Regions from separate parts of the Homo sapiens genome. Here region 1 is linked to region 2. The links are chromatin loops, found by intact Hi-C in ENCODE. Cell type or tissue: endothelial cell of umbilical vein. All regions are shown on one strand.

Evidence for each region. Hi-C counts contacts between places; a loop is a spot of excess contacts. Peaks named below come from ENCODE experiments on the same cell type or tissue, not always from the same donor. Only the 100,000 strongest peaks of a DNase experiment are listed, where the experiment ranks them.
Region 1: it touches region 2 in a loop (1.8-fold over the local background); 2 of 110 quality-filtered maps call a loop at or near these places.

Annotation. Positions count from the first base shown.
Region 1 is chr12:89,235,708-89,243,707 of GRCh38, forward strand. No RefSeq gene overlaps it. Among named protein-coding and RNA genes, the nearest start is that of DUSP6, 110 kb to the right of the region's middle. In endothelial cell of umbilical vein, no CTCF peak of the experiment used is centred here; DNase peaks (open chromatin) are centred at 754 and 3,104; H3K27ac peaks cover 1,710 bases.
Region 2 is chr12:89,082,216-89,090,215 of GRCh38, forward strand. No RefSeq gene overlaps it. Among named protein-coding and RNA genes, the nearest start is that of LINC02458, 67 kb to the left of the region's middle. In endothelial cell of umbilical vein, no CTCF peak of the experiment used is centred here; DNase peaks (open chromatin) are centred at 2,896, 3,366 and 5,906; H3K27ac peaks cover 1,518 bases.

The sequences.
Region 1 (8,000 bases), 150 kb after region 2:
TTTCTCAAGATAGTGGAGAATTGAACAAATTTAAAGGTTGGTGGGAACGACACAGTAAAGAGGAAGAGGTTTAAGATAAGAGAAAGCAAAAAGATAATCAACACCGGGAGATCTCTAAAGTACAGGAAGGGAGGTTTCCTTCTTCAGGAAGCCTCCTCTGACCTCTGCCTACCCCTCCTCCTCTCCTTCCTCCATACTGCAGAGCTGGTGTCAAGTGTGCTTAGGTCTATTACTGTGCTTATCCAGGGGAATTGTAACTCGGTTTATGTCACTGTCATGCCACTAGGTTATGAGCTTAATTAGGGAAGGGATGACTTCAGATTCACCTTTTTATCACTAAGAACTAGCACAAAATCTGGTACATAAAAAATAATAAATATTTGATGAATGAATGAATGGATGAAAGAAGCAATAGACAAGCAGACACATGGACAGACAGACTCAATAAATATATGTATAATGCCTACTGTGTGCCCTTGCTCTGGGCTCTGATAATTGACCAGTGCACAAAACAAAACCCATGAACAAGTGAATTGAGGAAAGGACATGAAATTGTGGAAGAAAAAATAAAAACAGTCCAATGAAACATCATGAACCAGCACTTCATAAATTCAAGAATGTTGAGGTTTTAGAAGGGACACCATACTTCTTCACAGCCAATTTCTTTCACGTGGGAAGAGAGGATTTGCTTACCATTTATAAAGATTGAGTATAGCCTTGTTCCCTCATTTCCTGTTTCTCAGGATACTTGTAATCTATGAATCACTTGCTTGAATTTGCCTTTCTCTACAAGCTCTCAAAGGTGGGTTGCACTGTTGCCAGTTTTTACCAAGAGAGATGTATATCCAAGCTTCCAGGGTACAAAGCCCTGACTGTGGTTTACTCCAATGTGCCTTCCCACTCAGGATTTCAGTCATCCTTATGTTCTCCTACCAAGAATAAAGGGAAAAGATGGGAACACACATATGGACATTCCCCTGTAGTCAAGCAACCACTAAGAGCAGGGTATTCGGGGATATTGCTCAAACATTTCCAAACACGAATGTCTATGTTTGAATTATTAGTGCACATCCAGGAAAAACCCAGACCTCACAGACAGGAGTGATTGAGGCACCAACACACAACAACACTACCGTGATGTGATGTCAAGAAACTATTCCAGGTCACTTATGCAAGTGACAGAAAAGTCACCCAAACAAACATATAAAGAAACATGGCAGTCTCTGTGCAGCATTTAAGAATCCACATTGTAAAGACTCTTGGATATCAGATGCTAATCAAACACTCATTTTTTCTCTTTCCTTACTTCCCTTACTGTGGTCAGATTTTCAAAAATAAGAATTGAATCCTTTCTTGACTCTTCTTACTCTGAAACTCAGTTCCTCATCTTGGTTTGGCCCTTTACTTTTATCCAGTTACGCTTTTCTCCCAATGATATTATCCAATTGAGCAATCACTTCTACATAGATTGCTCTCAATTCTTTGGCCATGAGCTCAGACCTGTATTGTAATCTTCTAGCCGGATATCTGGATGTTTCTCCAATACCACAAAACAAACATGTTCAAAACCAAAGTCATCCTCTTCCTCCACAAAACCAGTTCTTCCACTTGACTTTCCAGCTTCTATTAATGGTGCCACTGTTCTACTGGCCAGAAATCTCAATCATCATTGACTCTTTCCTCTCTTTTATCCCTCCCTCTCGTCCATTCTTAAATTCTACAGCAAAGTTATCTAAGACTCATTTCTAATATTTCACTCCCATTTATCCTCCTTAATATTCAACTTTTTGTTTTATTTTCACTACCTCCACTCTAGTTCAAGCTCTTATGTCGTCTCACCTGGACTATTGCAAACACTATTACTGGGAAAATAACATTCCATAATCTGATAGATTTATATTCAAACTCTAGTTTTATTTCTTTCTAGGTGTGTGGTCTTGAGCAATTTTCCCAAACCCTCTAAGCTTCAATTTGCTCCATTAAATGGTGGATCATTTCAGGAGTATATAAGACGATGTAAAGTTAAAGCATTTAGTATATAATAGTTCAATGGATCAATTACTATTCCCCTAAAAAAAAGTGTTCTAATCATGTCCTTTCCATATTCATAAACCTCAAATGACTTCCTTGTTTCTACAAAATAGGACCCAGTTATTTATCTGCCTTCTACAACATCACCCAAGCTATTTTTCTAGCCTTCATCTCCCAAACTGGCGTTTTCAGTCTTCCCCAAACACACCCATGTGTTTACTCTGATGATCTTTACAACTGATACAACTTTCCCATTAATCTCCACCAGTCAAAATTCTACCATCCTTTTAGAAACAACTCAAATGCTACTCCCTTTGTGAGATCTAATTCTGATAATCAAATATGATTTCTTCTGCTTTTGAATCTCCTTTGCTTTCTTGATATTTTATTATAAAATTTGTCATATTTGTATTCATACTAGTCTCATGTGTGTCTTTGTTTTATTCTAAGTATGGGACTGTGAGCTGTCTAACTTCCTGTCATCTCTAAAGCCTAGTACTTTTCACTTATTTAACGCACAGAAAATGAGCTAAATTGATTTTAAGGACGTATCCCTGGAAGAATAGCATTTATTTATCTGTTAGAATACTAACTTGACAAGAGCAATCATTTTTTTATTATTTTAATCAATGATATATCCCAAGCTCTTAGAACAATGATTAGAATATAGTGAGTGCTCAAAAACTATCTTTTGAATGACTTTATAATCCAATATTATCCTTTAAGCCAAGAAAAAAATCCCATATAATCCAATTCTTTAACGTTATGCCAATTAGCAACACCTAAGCTCTCCAGAGTCTTATATTGGGGACATCATATCATTGACAGGAAGTGGGCACCAAGTGTCCACCCAGTGAGAGTACCCAAAGAAAGAGAGCCCTGTCCACTTCTACATGGATTGCAGCCTTCTCTACAGCTGCCTGATCCCTTCCAATTACCCAACATGCATCTTTCTATCTGGCTTGGACACTGGGCCTGCGCTTTGGCAGGGGCATAAATTAAAACCCAAGAGAACAATCACAGGAACACTGGCCTCTGAAGTCAAGGCCAGCCAGCAGTATGATGCAGGCACCGAATGTCACCTTCCTTTCCTTCAGTCAGAATCCTAAACCACTTGCCAGCCAAGCCAGAGACAGAAAAACACTGTTAGGCTGTTGGCCAAAATCCCCAAGCAGTCCACAGACATTATTTTGCTAACTCTGACACAGTTTTAAACTGTGCCTATATAGATCCAGCCTGTTCACTCCCTACCATGGTAGCTGGGGGAAAACAACAAGTGAAGAGATGAAAACCTTAAAGTCAAACAGACCTGGCTCTGAATGCTGGCTCCACCACCGACAGGCAATGCAGTTGTGGATATAGTTTCAATCTCCGGGGCTTCAGATTTCTTATCTCTAAAATAATACCCACCTTATAGCATTGTTATAAGAATTAATGCTAATATATGTAAAGCAGCAGGCACCTAGCTATCACTGTTGGTGTTATTACTATTATTAGACTAGAGATCAAAGAGAATAATCACAGGGATTAAGCCAGCTTTCCTAACACAATCCTAAGAATTCATCTTGACCAATTCTCTTGAATATGGCTCATTTTGTCCCTTTAAAGAATAATGCTAAGTTTCTAAGAAAAATAATCAAGGAAGGATACTAAGCATCTAAAACCCAACTGATGATAAAAACCTTCACATGAATTTTCAGAACTTATCTTTGCTATCCCTGGCAGAAAGTTTATGGGCTTGACCTCATTTTCCCTCATCCCCTGAACCTGAAGACTCTAACAGTGCCCTTGAGGTCTCTATACCTCTACGTCACTGTCATCTACAAGGGTCCACCTCTTCTCAGCAGTTTGCCTTCACTCCTTAACATCCCTTCATCAGCCTTGTCTTTCCTTGGCCCCCCCACCCCCCATCACACACTCCAGACTCCTTCAGCCACCCTGCCGCCTCCTCCACCCTTACTCACACCCACTCTCACCTTCATTGCTATGACTGCCAGGCCCTAGAGAGAGGAGTGAGGGGTAAAAGAATGAACTTCTTTTGTTTACAGCAACCACAACCTGCCAAAAAAGCCAGCAGCTCTACACCTGCTCAACTGTCACCCATTGTTTTTACTCTACTGACTGAAAATTAAAGTCCCTGGTCTGACTGCATCTGAAACACATACTTTCTAAGGTTTATTTTGTATCCTCTACCTTTTTAATATTTTTAAATTTTTTATTGTTGTGGTTACATAGTAAGTATATATATTTATGAGGTACAGGAGATATTTTGATACAGGCATGCAATGCATAATAATCATATCAGAGCAAATATATATAATTCAATCATATAATTATAATATATAATTTAATTATACTCTTAGCTATTTTTAAGTGAACAGTTAAATTATTTTTTAATATAGTCACCCTACTGTGCTAGCAAAAACCACATCTTATTTATTCTTTCTATTTTTTTGTACTGATTAATGGTCTCCCCTGCACCTCCACCCTCCAACTCCTGACTACCCTTCCCAGCCTCTTACAACCATCCATCTATATTCTATCACTATGAGTTCAATTGTTTTAATTTTTAGCTCCCACAGGTAAGTGAGAACATGCAATGTTTGTCTTTCTGTGCCTGGCTTATTTCACTTAACATAATGACCTCCAGTTCTATCCATATTGTTGCAAATGACAAGGTCTCATTTTTCTATGGCTGAATAGTACCCTCTTGCATATACGTACCACGTTTTCTTCATCCATTATTCTGTTGATAGACACTTAGGTTGCTTCCAAATCTTGGCTATTATGAATAGGGCTACAATAAACATGGGAGTGCAGATATCTCTTCAATATGCTAATTTCCTTTCTTTTAGGTATATATTTAGAAATGGGATTGCTGGATCGTATGGTAGTTCTATTTTTACTTTTCTGAGGGACTTCCAAACTGTTCTCCATAGTGATTGTACTAATTTACATTCCCGCCAACAGTGTGTGAGGGTTCCCTTTTCTCCACACCCTCACCACCATTTGCTATTGCCTGTCTTTTGAATAAAAGCAATTTTAACTGTAGTGAGATGATATCTCATTGTAGTTTTGATTTGCATTTCTCCAATTATCAATGATATTGAGCACCTTTTAATATACCTGTTTGCCACTTATATGTCTTCTTTCGAGAAATGTCTGTTCAGATCTTTTTCCCATTTTTAATTGGATTACTAGACTTTTTCCTATAAAGTTGTTTGAGCTCCTTATATATTCTGATTATTAATCCCTTGCCATATGGGTAGTTGGCAAATATTTTCTCCCATTCTGTGGGTTGTCTCTTCACTTTGTTGATTGTTTCCTTTGCTGTGGAGAAACTTTTTAACTTGATGTGACCTCATTTGTCCATTTTTGCTTTGGTTGCCTGTGCCTGTGGGGTATTACTCAAGAAGTCTTTGCCCAGTCCAATGTCCTGGAGAATTTCTCCAATGTTTTCTTTCAGTAGTTTCTTTTAGTAGATTGTTTGAGATCATAGATTTTGTAAGTCTTTAATCCATTTCTATTTGACTTTTGTATAAGGCAAGAAAGGATCAAGTTTCATTCTTCTGCATATGTACATACAGTTTTCCCAGCACTATTTATTGAAGAGACTATCCCATCCCCCAATGTATGTTCTTGGCATCTTTGCAGAAAATGAGTTTACTATAGATGTGTGGATTTATTTCTAGGTTCTCTATCCTGTTCCAGTTGTCTATGTGTCTATTTCTTTTTATGTTGGTACCATACTGTTTGGTTACTATAGCTCTGTAGCATAATTTAAAGTCAGGTAATGTGATTCCTCCTCTAGTTTTGTTCTTTTTACTTAAGATAGCTTTGGATACTCTGGGTCTTTTGTGGTTCCACATAAATTTTAAGATTGTTTTTTTCTATTTCTGTCAAGAACTTCATTGGTATTTTGAAAGAGATTACATTGAATCTGTAGATTGCTTGGGGTAGTATGGACATTTTAACAATATTTATTTTTCCAATCCATTAACATAAATATCCTTTCATTTTTCTGTGTCTGCTTCAATTTCTTGCATCCATATTTTATGGTTTTAACTGGAAAGTCTTTCACTTCTTTGGTTAAGTTAATTCCTAGGTATTTAATTTTATTTGTAGCTATTGTAAATGGGATTACTTTCTTGATTTCTTTTTCAGATTGTTCATTGTTGGCATATAGAAATGCTACTGATTTTTGTATGTTAATTTTGTATGCCGAAACTTTACTGAATTTGCTTATCAGTTCTAATAGTTTTTCAGTGGAGTCTTTAGGTTTTTCCAAATGTAAGATCATATCATCCGCAATCAAGGATAATTTGACTTCTTTCTTTACAATCTGTATGTCTTTTATTTCTTTCTCTTGTCTGATTGCTCTAGCTAGGACTTCCAGTACTAGGTTGAATAACAGTGTGGACAGTGGGAAGCCTTGTCATGTTTCAGATCTTAGAGGAAAGGCTTTCAGTTTTTTCTCTATTCAGTAGATACTAGCTGCAGGTCTGTTGTATATGGCTTTTATTATGTTGAGGTATGTTTTTTCCATACCAGTTTTTTCAGGGTTTTTTTTTTTAATCATAAAGGGATGTTGAATTTTATCAAATGCTTTTTCAGCATCAATTGAAATGATCATATGGTTTTTGTCCTTTATTCTGTTGATATGCTGTATGACATTGATTGATTTGTGTATATTGAACCATGTTTGCATTACTAGGATAAATCCCATTTGGTCATGATGAAATATATATATTTCTTGGAGTCTCCATTGTACAGGCTGGAGTGCAGTGGCACGATTCTCAGTTCACTGCAACCTCCATCTCCCGGGTTCAAACAATTCTCCTGCCTCAGCCTCCTGAGTAGCTGGGATTACAGGCATGCTCCACGACACCCAGCTAATTTTTTGTAGAGATGGGGTTTACCATTTTGAACAGGCTGGTCTCAAACTCCTGACCTCAGGTGATCCACCCGCCTTGGCATCCCAAAGTGCCGGGATTATAGGCGTGAGCCACTGTGCCTGGCCTGAATGATCTTTTTAATGAGTTTTTGAATTCAACTTGCTAGTATTTTGTTGAGGATTTTTGCATAAATATTCGTTAGGGATATTGGCCTATAGTTTTCTTATTTTTTTGATTGTCTTTGTCTGGTTTTGGTATCAGGGTAATATTGAGAATGAGTTTGAAAGTGTTCCCTCCTCCTCTATTTTTTGTAATAGTTTGAGTAGAATTGGTATTAGATCTTTAAATGTTCAGTAGAATTCAGCAGTGATGCCATCAGATCCCAAGCTTTTCTTTGCTGGAAGCCTTTTTATTACACCTTTGATCTTGTTACTCATTATTGGTCTGTTCAGGTTTTAGATTTCTGCACGATTCAATCTTGGTAGGTTGTATGTGTCTAAGAACTTGTTCTTTTCTTCTAGATTTTCCAATTTATTGACAAACACTTGCTCATAGTAGCCACTAATGATCCTTTGAATTCCTGTGGTATTGTTTGTAATGTATCCTTTGTCATCTCTGATTTTATTTATTTGGATCTTTCTCTTTTTTTCTTAGGTAGTCTGGCTAAATGTTTGCCTATTTTGTTTAACTTTTCAAAAAACAACTTTTTGTTTCATTGATCTTTTATACTGTTTTCTTCATTTCAAATTCCTTTATTTCTGCTCTGATCTTTATTATTTATTTTCTTCTACTAATTTTGAATTCAGTTTGCTCTTGCTTTTCTAGTTCTTTAAGATGCATCATTGGGTTGTTTATTTGAATTTTTTCTTATTTTTCAATGTAGGCACTTACAGCTATAAACTTCCCCCTTAGTATTGCTTTTGCTATATCCCATAGATTTTGGTATGTTGGGTTCTTATTATCATTTATTTCAAGACATTTTTCAATTTCCTTCTTAATTTCTTCATTGAGCATCTCCTCCGAGCCACAGGTCACCCAGTCTACATCATTTCTCATCTGTCAATCACACCACCT
Region 2 (8,000 bases):
AGAAAAGCTGTGCCTCATCTTCTTGCTCTAAGAGGATTTGGGTTTAATTTCCTTTTCCATTCTGCCAAAGGCAGTAAAGAAAAGAAAGATCTCAACCTTGCTGAGGGAAGGAAATGGCAGGGATGGCATTGAGAATGGCAGAATAGCTCTGGACAAGGTCATGGCAATTGATGAACATGCCCAGAGGTGCATACTTTGGGGCTGGCAACAGAAAAAAATGCCAAGCAAGCTGAGCAGCATGGAGCAGTGACAGACAACGAGAGGAAGCAAGGGAGTAAGGCCAACTCTGAGGAGTATATGCAGCAGATGAAATCTGAGGCACCTCACTGCCTTTGCTGTGAGTAAAGATAGAATGAAAAAGTATGTAATGGATCCCTTAGGTATTGTGCTGTTAAAATTAGTCACTGACAGACTAAGAAGTTCTGGGAAGTTTTGTGAACAGGAAGAAGGTCATTATCATCAGCATCATAATATACATTCACTGGGCATTTCCTATGGCCCAGGAATTGTGCTAGCTCTTTGCATGCATTATCTCTTTCGTCCCCACAACACTTCTATATGGTAGGTATTGTACTTCCCTACATTGGTATGGCTTTTTTTACAAAAGAAGAGGAAAGGGAACTCCTTGGAAGGTTGAGAATCTTGCCCAAAATCACACAGCTGACACTTGGCAGAGTGAGCACTGTTTCTCAGGTCTGTCTCACTCCAAAGGTGGACTCTTTATTTTTTATTTTTATTTTATTTATTTATTTATTTATTTTGAAATGGAGTCTTGCTCTGTGGCCAGGCTCGAGTGCAGTGGCACGATCTCAGCTCACTGCAACCTCCGCCTCCTGGGTTCAAGCAAATCCCCTGCTTCAGCCTCCTGAGTAGCTGAGACTACAGGTGCATGCCACCATGCCCAGCTAATTTTTTGTATTTTAGTAGAGACAGGGTTTCACCATGTTGGCCAGGATGGTCCCGATCCCCTGACCTCATGATCCGCCCGCCTCAGCCTCCCAAAGCGCTGGGATTACAGGCGTGAGTAAACGCACCTGGCCAGGTGGACTCTTTAAACAACGCTAAAGCACTCCCAGCAGTCCTGCCTTGGTTTTCTGCTTAAGGTTTTCATTTATAATAGTCATATTCACTTATCAACTCATTAATGCGGCGAAGACTTATAAGGAACTAGTAAGTGCCAGTCCCAATGCTCAGCAATGGGGAAACATTTACAGACAAAAATTAGCAGGATCCCAGCCCTTTTAGAGCTTTCAGCGTAGTGGAGGTAATAGGCATAACCAAATGATTGTACAAATAAATGTGAAATGAAAAATCTGACAAATACTATGCAGGATTTGAAAGCAGAAGAGTGGGAGGCATTTGCTAAGTCTGAAGGTTCCCTACAAAAGAGACCAGTGAGTTGACAATAGAGAATGAGTAGAAAATAACTAGGGAAAGGGTGGTGTTGAGAGCCGTATTTCATCGTGTAGTAAAGCCCTGTGGTGGGGAAGAGGGAACAGGACATATTGGAGGAAATAATAAAAAGATAAAGGGTTATTACTGAGGCTACAGAGAGAAAAAGATAAAAGGTCTCTGGAGGATTTAAAAAAATAGTAAAGTCCTAAAAAAGAAAAAAAGCAGAATCTCACATATGTTTAAATGTTGAGAGGAAGGACTCGGTAATAATAAGAGCCAACATATATCTTGTTGGTCATACATTCCTTATACAAATATATGTATATGTTTTACATATATTTATTCATTTAATCTTCCTTATAAAACTTTGAAAAATGGGTATTCTTACTATCCTCATTTTATAGATAAGGAAATAGAAGCACAGAGTTTAAGTAACTTGCCCAGCTAGTAAGTGTCAGAGCTCCAGGATCATTTATCTTAACCAATATGGAAGGGGATAAATATATTAGAGAAAGTATAATCGATAGGTGGAGGTAGTAGTTCTTCAATCTCAGTCTACATTAGAATCAGCAAGTGTGCTCATGAACATTCAGATTCCCATACATTACCTACCTTCTAGGTTTCTGAATTAATAGGTCTAGCCTTTTTCAACACCAAGTCCAGGTGATTCTGATGCAGGTGCTCCAGGGGCAAAGCATGAGTGCAGAGGTAGAGAGATTGCTATTTTTCCTAGGGGAGGTTGGGAGATTTCCTTCTAATGGCTTCTATTTGTTCTCAGAAATATAATATAGCAAACATGAATACTACAAGACAAACTTGAGTGTCATCTCAAAGACTCTCATCAACTACGAAAGGATTGAGAACAACCCGTCCCTGACCTTGAGAATTACGGTCCTGGTGGACTGCTGCATTTCATGCCCACTCTTGTACCAAGAGGAGCTAAAGAAGGCTTTATGTCTGTTCCTCCAAAAATTGCAGGAAGGAGTATATATCCTACAAGAGTGATAGGAAGGCCAGGTGATTGAGGAAAGACTAGATGAAGTGTTGAGATAAACTAAGTCAGCCAAGGGCACAGTAGGCTAGAAGCCCTATAAGAAGAACCCAGTAAGATCCAGAAGAGGAAAAGATATATTTATGGCTGAAAGGGAAGTACATGGGAGACTTGGTTTATTTACAGTGTCCTTGTGTTTGCAATGGGCATTGTTTAAAACTTCTTTTATCCCAGAATTATTTCCCAGAACTTCCTACCAGGTCTCCCAGAACACCGAGATTTACATCTGAAAAACCAGTGCACAACGGGGAACATCTGTGGTCTTCAACTTACACAGCTAATGGCCTTTCCCCCACTCTTACATCACCAGGGACCACAAGCCAACACATGCTGTAAGGATGTAACCAGCTGTAGGGAAAACATTCATTATCAGAGAGAATTACCCAAGTCCTAAATACTCGGCTATGCAGGAAAAATAAAATTCTACTTAATGGAACTAGCAAAAGTTGACTTTTTGAAAGGCTTTCATGGGTCATTCTCATTGCCTATTTCAGTCACCCTTAAGTCACAAATCTACAACTGGAGTCTGTGATGTTCAGGCAACTCTCAACTATCTGTACATCCAGCAATTTATAATCCACATATAACCCAAATGCTGCATTTAGCTAGTAATCTCCACTGCCTCCTCCTCATCATCCGTAAATAACTTCCCTGGCACCTTTTACTAGAGGAAGATGCTTTTCTTGAGTTTAACTTTGTCTCCCTTCAGCTTTCTACTGTGAACTGAAACAGTCAATGTTCAAGTGTAAAGTAGTACCCCACGAAAGTGAACTAGGTACAAAATGTGGCATCCCTACCCCCACCTCCTCGTGAGTTTGTGGGAAGAGGGTGTAGTACACTTACTAAGTTGAACTATAAGCAGAACTTCCCTAGGTAGCCAGAGGAAAATGTCCATGAACTCAAGCCAAGCCAAAGCTGCCATTCCCAGCCTTGTGGGCAGCCAGCCCACCCTTTCGGAAGTGCCTCAGACAGTGCTTTGTTATGTTTCTCCAGTGAGGAAGCTTCCTGTAGGTCGCGGTGTCTCCTGCCTTGCAACCATGAGAATAGCTGGAGCTCAGTCATCTGTCCCCCTCATCCTGTCAGAAGGAAGGGTCAGAGAATTCCCATTTAAACAACCTTAGCAGAGTTGATGGAAAAAACATGAGAAGAAGGAAAACTCCTGAGAGTCCAAATGGTTGTGGAAAATTATTTATACACACACACACACACACGCATCACAGTCTATATGTGTATACACACCTATAATGTATATATATTTATAATACAGAAAAATAATAAATAATATGCCTAATAGATTATAAGTATATACATATATAAACATACACATATATGTATATATACATGTAGATATGTGTACATATGTATGTATGTGTTTTATATATATTATGTTTATTGTTTGTGTATTTATAAATATATAAAATATTGCCCTATCTTCCTCTCCACACATATTGGCTCGGATTTCACAGTGCTTCCAAGCATAACCAAAAGACTCAAAAGAATGAAAATTAAAAACACAATGCCAGTTTCCAGCAGGATGGGTGGTAGTTGTCAAAACTTGATGTTCAAAGCCAGGATTAAAGGCTGATCTAGCCCATGGTAGACAGGTGCTTGAGGAAAGGAAGGATTTGGCAACTGCTTCCAATATCCTTCCATCTCCAAACATACAAGTTCAACAACCCACATTGTTCCCTTATTCTTTGTCCAAATGAGAAGAAATGCTTCTGCGAAGACATTTGTTTTAGCTTCCAAATGGTCTCGGAACACCCTGAACATCCTAGAATCTGCCTGCTGGGTGGAAGCAGGGTGGGAAAAGACATGCTGACGACCACTTGGGTGGCAGGCTGTTCCTTCCATGCCCAAGGCATCTGTACTTTGAAGTTCGGAAAACTTCCTCCATGGCACACTGATTTCCATACACTTTGATTCTTCAAGACTTTAAGTGATATGATAAGATAAACTTCCCCCGAAGGAACAAGGACAGCTGAGGAAGAAGTTATAAATGTTCCCAAAAAATCCCCTAATAATCAGAGCAGTCCATAGCAAAGTACTGTAGGCCTGTTGTTGAAAAGAGAAAACTCTGCCTTCTTTATGATAATCACTTTACTAATGGAAGTGTGTTTGTGAAGTGCAAATCTCCTTAGATGAGTGAAAAGTTTCTTTTTTCTAAACTGCAGAATGAGATTGCCTGTCCCAAAGCAAACACGACAGGTGCATGTGATCTTTCTTCCAGCTGTTTTGGTTATTTTCTTTCTTTTCTTTTTTTTTTTTTTTTTACATTTTTTTGAGGCAGAGTTTCACTCTTGTCACCCAGGCTGGAGTGCAATGGCGCGATCTTGGCTCACTGCAACCTCCACCTTCCAGGTTCAAGCAATTCTCCTGCCTCAGCCTCCTGAGTACCTGGGATTACAGGCACCCACCACCATGCCTCGCTAATTTTTTTGTATTTTTGGTAGGGAAGGGATTTCACCATGTTGGCCAGGCTGGTCTTAAACTCCTGACTTCAGGTGATCCACCCACCTTGGCCTCCCAAAGTGCTGGAGTTACAAGTGTAACCCCACCACGCCCTGTGAGGCCATGTGGGGTTACATGTGAGCCACCACGCCCTGCCTGTTTTCGTTATTTTCCAACTCAGAGAAGGCCAGCCTGGCTTCATTCTTACTGGCTGGATTATTGTCTGACTGTTAGCACACACGTTTACCTAAGGATAAAAAGTCTCCAATGCAAATCACTGGTATTTAAACAGTTCTAAATCAACAGGTTCTCCCATGGGATTGTGTGTGAGCTGCTCGATATGAAAAAAACAGAAGCCAGCTCTGAAACTAAAGGACATAAAGGTCCTTTGCTACTAGAATGCTCATAAATGCCTCTGACAAGCATTTGAGACTCTCTGCAATCTACTTCCACCTGCCTTTCTAGGCATCACACCCCTGTCTTCAAATCAGGTCCTTGTCTCAAGCCCCATCAAGCTGCTTCCTGCCTTCGTTTTCAGCATAAATCACCCCACTAGCTTTTCTTGTCCTCTCTCCTTGCCCTTACCCTTGGGATTCTAACCAGCCTGAGGAATTCAGCTCCTTATGTACTTTAGAATTCAGACCACTGCATTCTCTTTCCTCTAAATTTTGTTGTACTCTTAAAATTATCCCTTCAAACTCTTCTTTTCTCCAGTTATCAGTACTAAACAAGTAATTGTTTCCCTAACTACATATAAACAAATTTTAAAATGCTATCTGTGGTATGAAAAATACTAAAACATGTTAATGGATAGAGGAAGAGTAGGGTGGAGGTAAAATTTTAGATAAGAGATAAGAAAAGATATTGTTGAAGAGGATACCTTTGAAATGAACAAAGGAAGCCTGCCATCAAATGGCTGAGAGGAGAATGTGAAGAATTTGAGACACTTGGCTTGAGAGGACCCCAACTGGTGTTTCAGAAACAAAAAGGAAGCCGGCTCAGGATGAGGAAAGTGATAATGATGCATTCAGAAAGGAGGGCAGTGGGAGATTATGTGGGTCCTTGTTGGCTGGACAAGAAGTTGGATTTTCCTCTAGTGCAATGGAAAACCTTTGGAGGACTTTAATTGAGGAAGTGATATAAGCCAGTTTATGTTTTCAAAAGAGCTCTCTATTTGCAACGTGAAGAAAAGACAGGAGGGAGGTAAGACCAAAGGCCTGGAGCTGACTTGCTGGGATTCCAGGTGAAAGGTAAGAGAGGCTTCCCTAGGATGGTAGTGGTGAGATGAGAGAAAGTGGAGGGATTGGGGACATATTCTGAAGATGCAGTCAACAATTTTTGATGATGAATTGAATACAGTTTATAAGGGAAAGAAAATAATCCAGAATAACTGCTAGATTTTTGACCTAAGCAACCAATGTGACTTGGCCAATGTTATATTATATCCAGTCAATAAACACTATGATTATCTTCCAATTACTGAATATTTATCATGTGTTTTGTATGCTTTAGCCATTGTTTATAATCATTAGACAAGCCTGTGAGTAGCTATTGTGACCAGCATTAAACTGATGAGGAAAATGGGGCTCAAGAAGTGAATTTGCCCAAAATCACACAGCTAAGCCAGGTTTCAAATCATGGCCAGTGGGACTCCAAAATGTGTACTCTCTCCATTCAGTTACTACTCCCTTAGCTTGTCCTCTGATTGCTAGATGTACTTTACCACTGAAGTTTGTCCTTCAGTTGTGTAGGCATAGAAGAGATTGGACAGCAGGAAACCATAAGTGAACTCCACTCCTCTCCGGATGGTGGATCATATAGATTATTTTTTCTTTACACATTTAGGTTATTGGGGTTCTTTGTTTTGTTTTCTATAAGGAAAACTGGGGAATCAAAGCCAACTCTGGAGACAAACTGTATTCCAATTCCAGCCCTACACATAATATTTGTATATGCTTCAGCAAGTTTCTTAGCTGTGAAGAGTGTTAATTTCCTTGTCTATAAAGTGTGTATATAATAATATTTACCTGGGCAGGTGGTATGAAGATTAAATGAGAAATGTAGGAAGCATTTAATGCAAAGCCAAGTAAAAATGACAAGTAGAAAACTCTTAAATAAGTGGTATATATTTTAGTGGGAGCTCCCAAGAGTAGACATCAGGACACAAACAATTATTCAAGTCAGTATTTTATTTTCTGTAATTTATTTCTGTCTTACTAGGTGAGGCAACTCAGACAAAAGAGAAAGTGACTTGCCTAATAGTCAAGATAAATTAGAGTCAGGACAAGAATTCCCACTTCCTAATTCCCTGAACACATCCACTAAATCACCCAGTCTCTTGGGTATTGTGTGTTTTTTAAACTGCTACCCAAATGATTGCTCCTGTATTCTGTAAGCACCCAAATCACAGCTGCTACAGACTAGCCATTCGAATAAATAAACTAGAAAGTCATGCAATCAGGCTCAGAAGACTCCTAAATCAAATTTCTGCTAAGGATACACACTACTGAAAAATCTACTGCTCGTAGGAAAATTGTCAGTATGGCTTTAAGAGTTATTTTCATTTGGGATATATACAATCCTTAATCTGTGTGTCTTAAAAGAAATACATTTTCTACTCTACCCTATCAAGTCACAAGACGTAAGGAATTCTGATCTTCAACACAGAGATCCCTTGTCCTTAGGCTAAAACAATTCCTTTGAGGTTATTGTTAGAATGAGAAGCCGTTCTGATGCCTCCTTGATGATCAAAATTACCTGAAGAATTTAGTAAAAATGATTTCTCCATCTCCAAACTCTCAGAGATTCTGATCCAGTAGGTCTGTGGTGGGGTCTAGGAATAAATATTTGTTAAAATCTGTTTATTAGCCACCAACAAGGCAAATCAAAATCACAATGTGATATATCACACCCATTGAAATAGCTCTGATCAAACAGACAAGTTTTGATGAAGATGTGAAGAAATTTGAATTCTCATACACTGCCAATGGGAATGTAAAGTGGTATGGCAACTTCGGAAAACAGTTGGGCAGTTGGGCAGTTAAACATAGAGTTCCCCCTTGTCCCAGTAATTCCTCTCTTAGGTATTGATATGGTTTGGTGT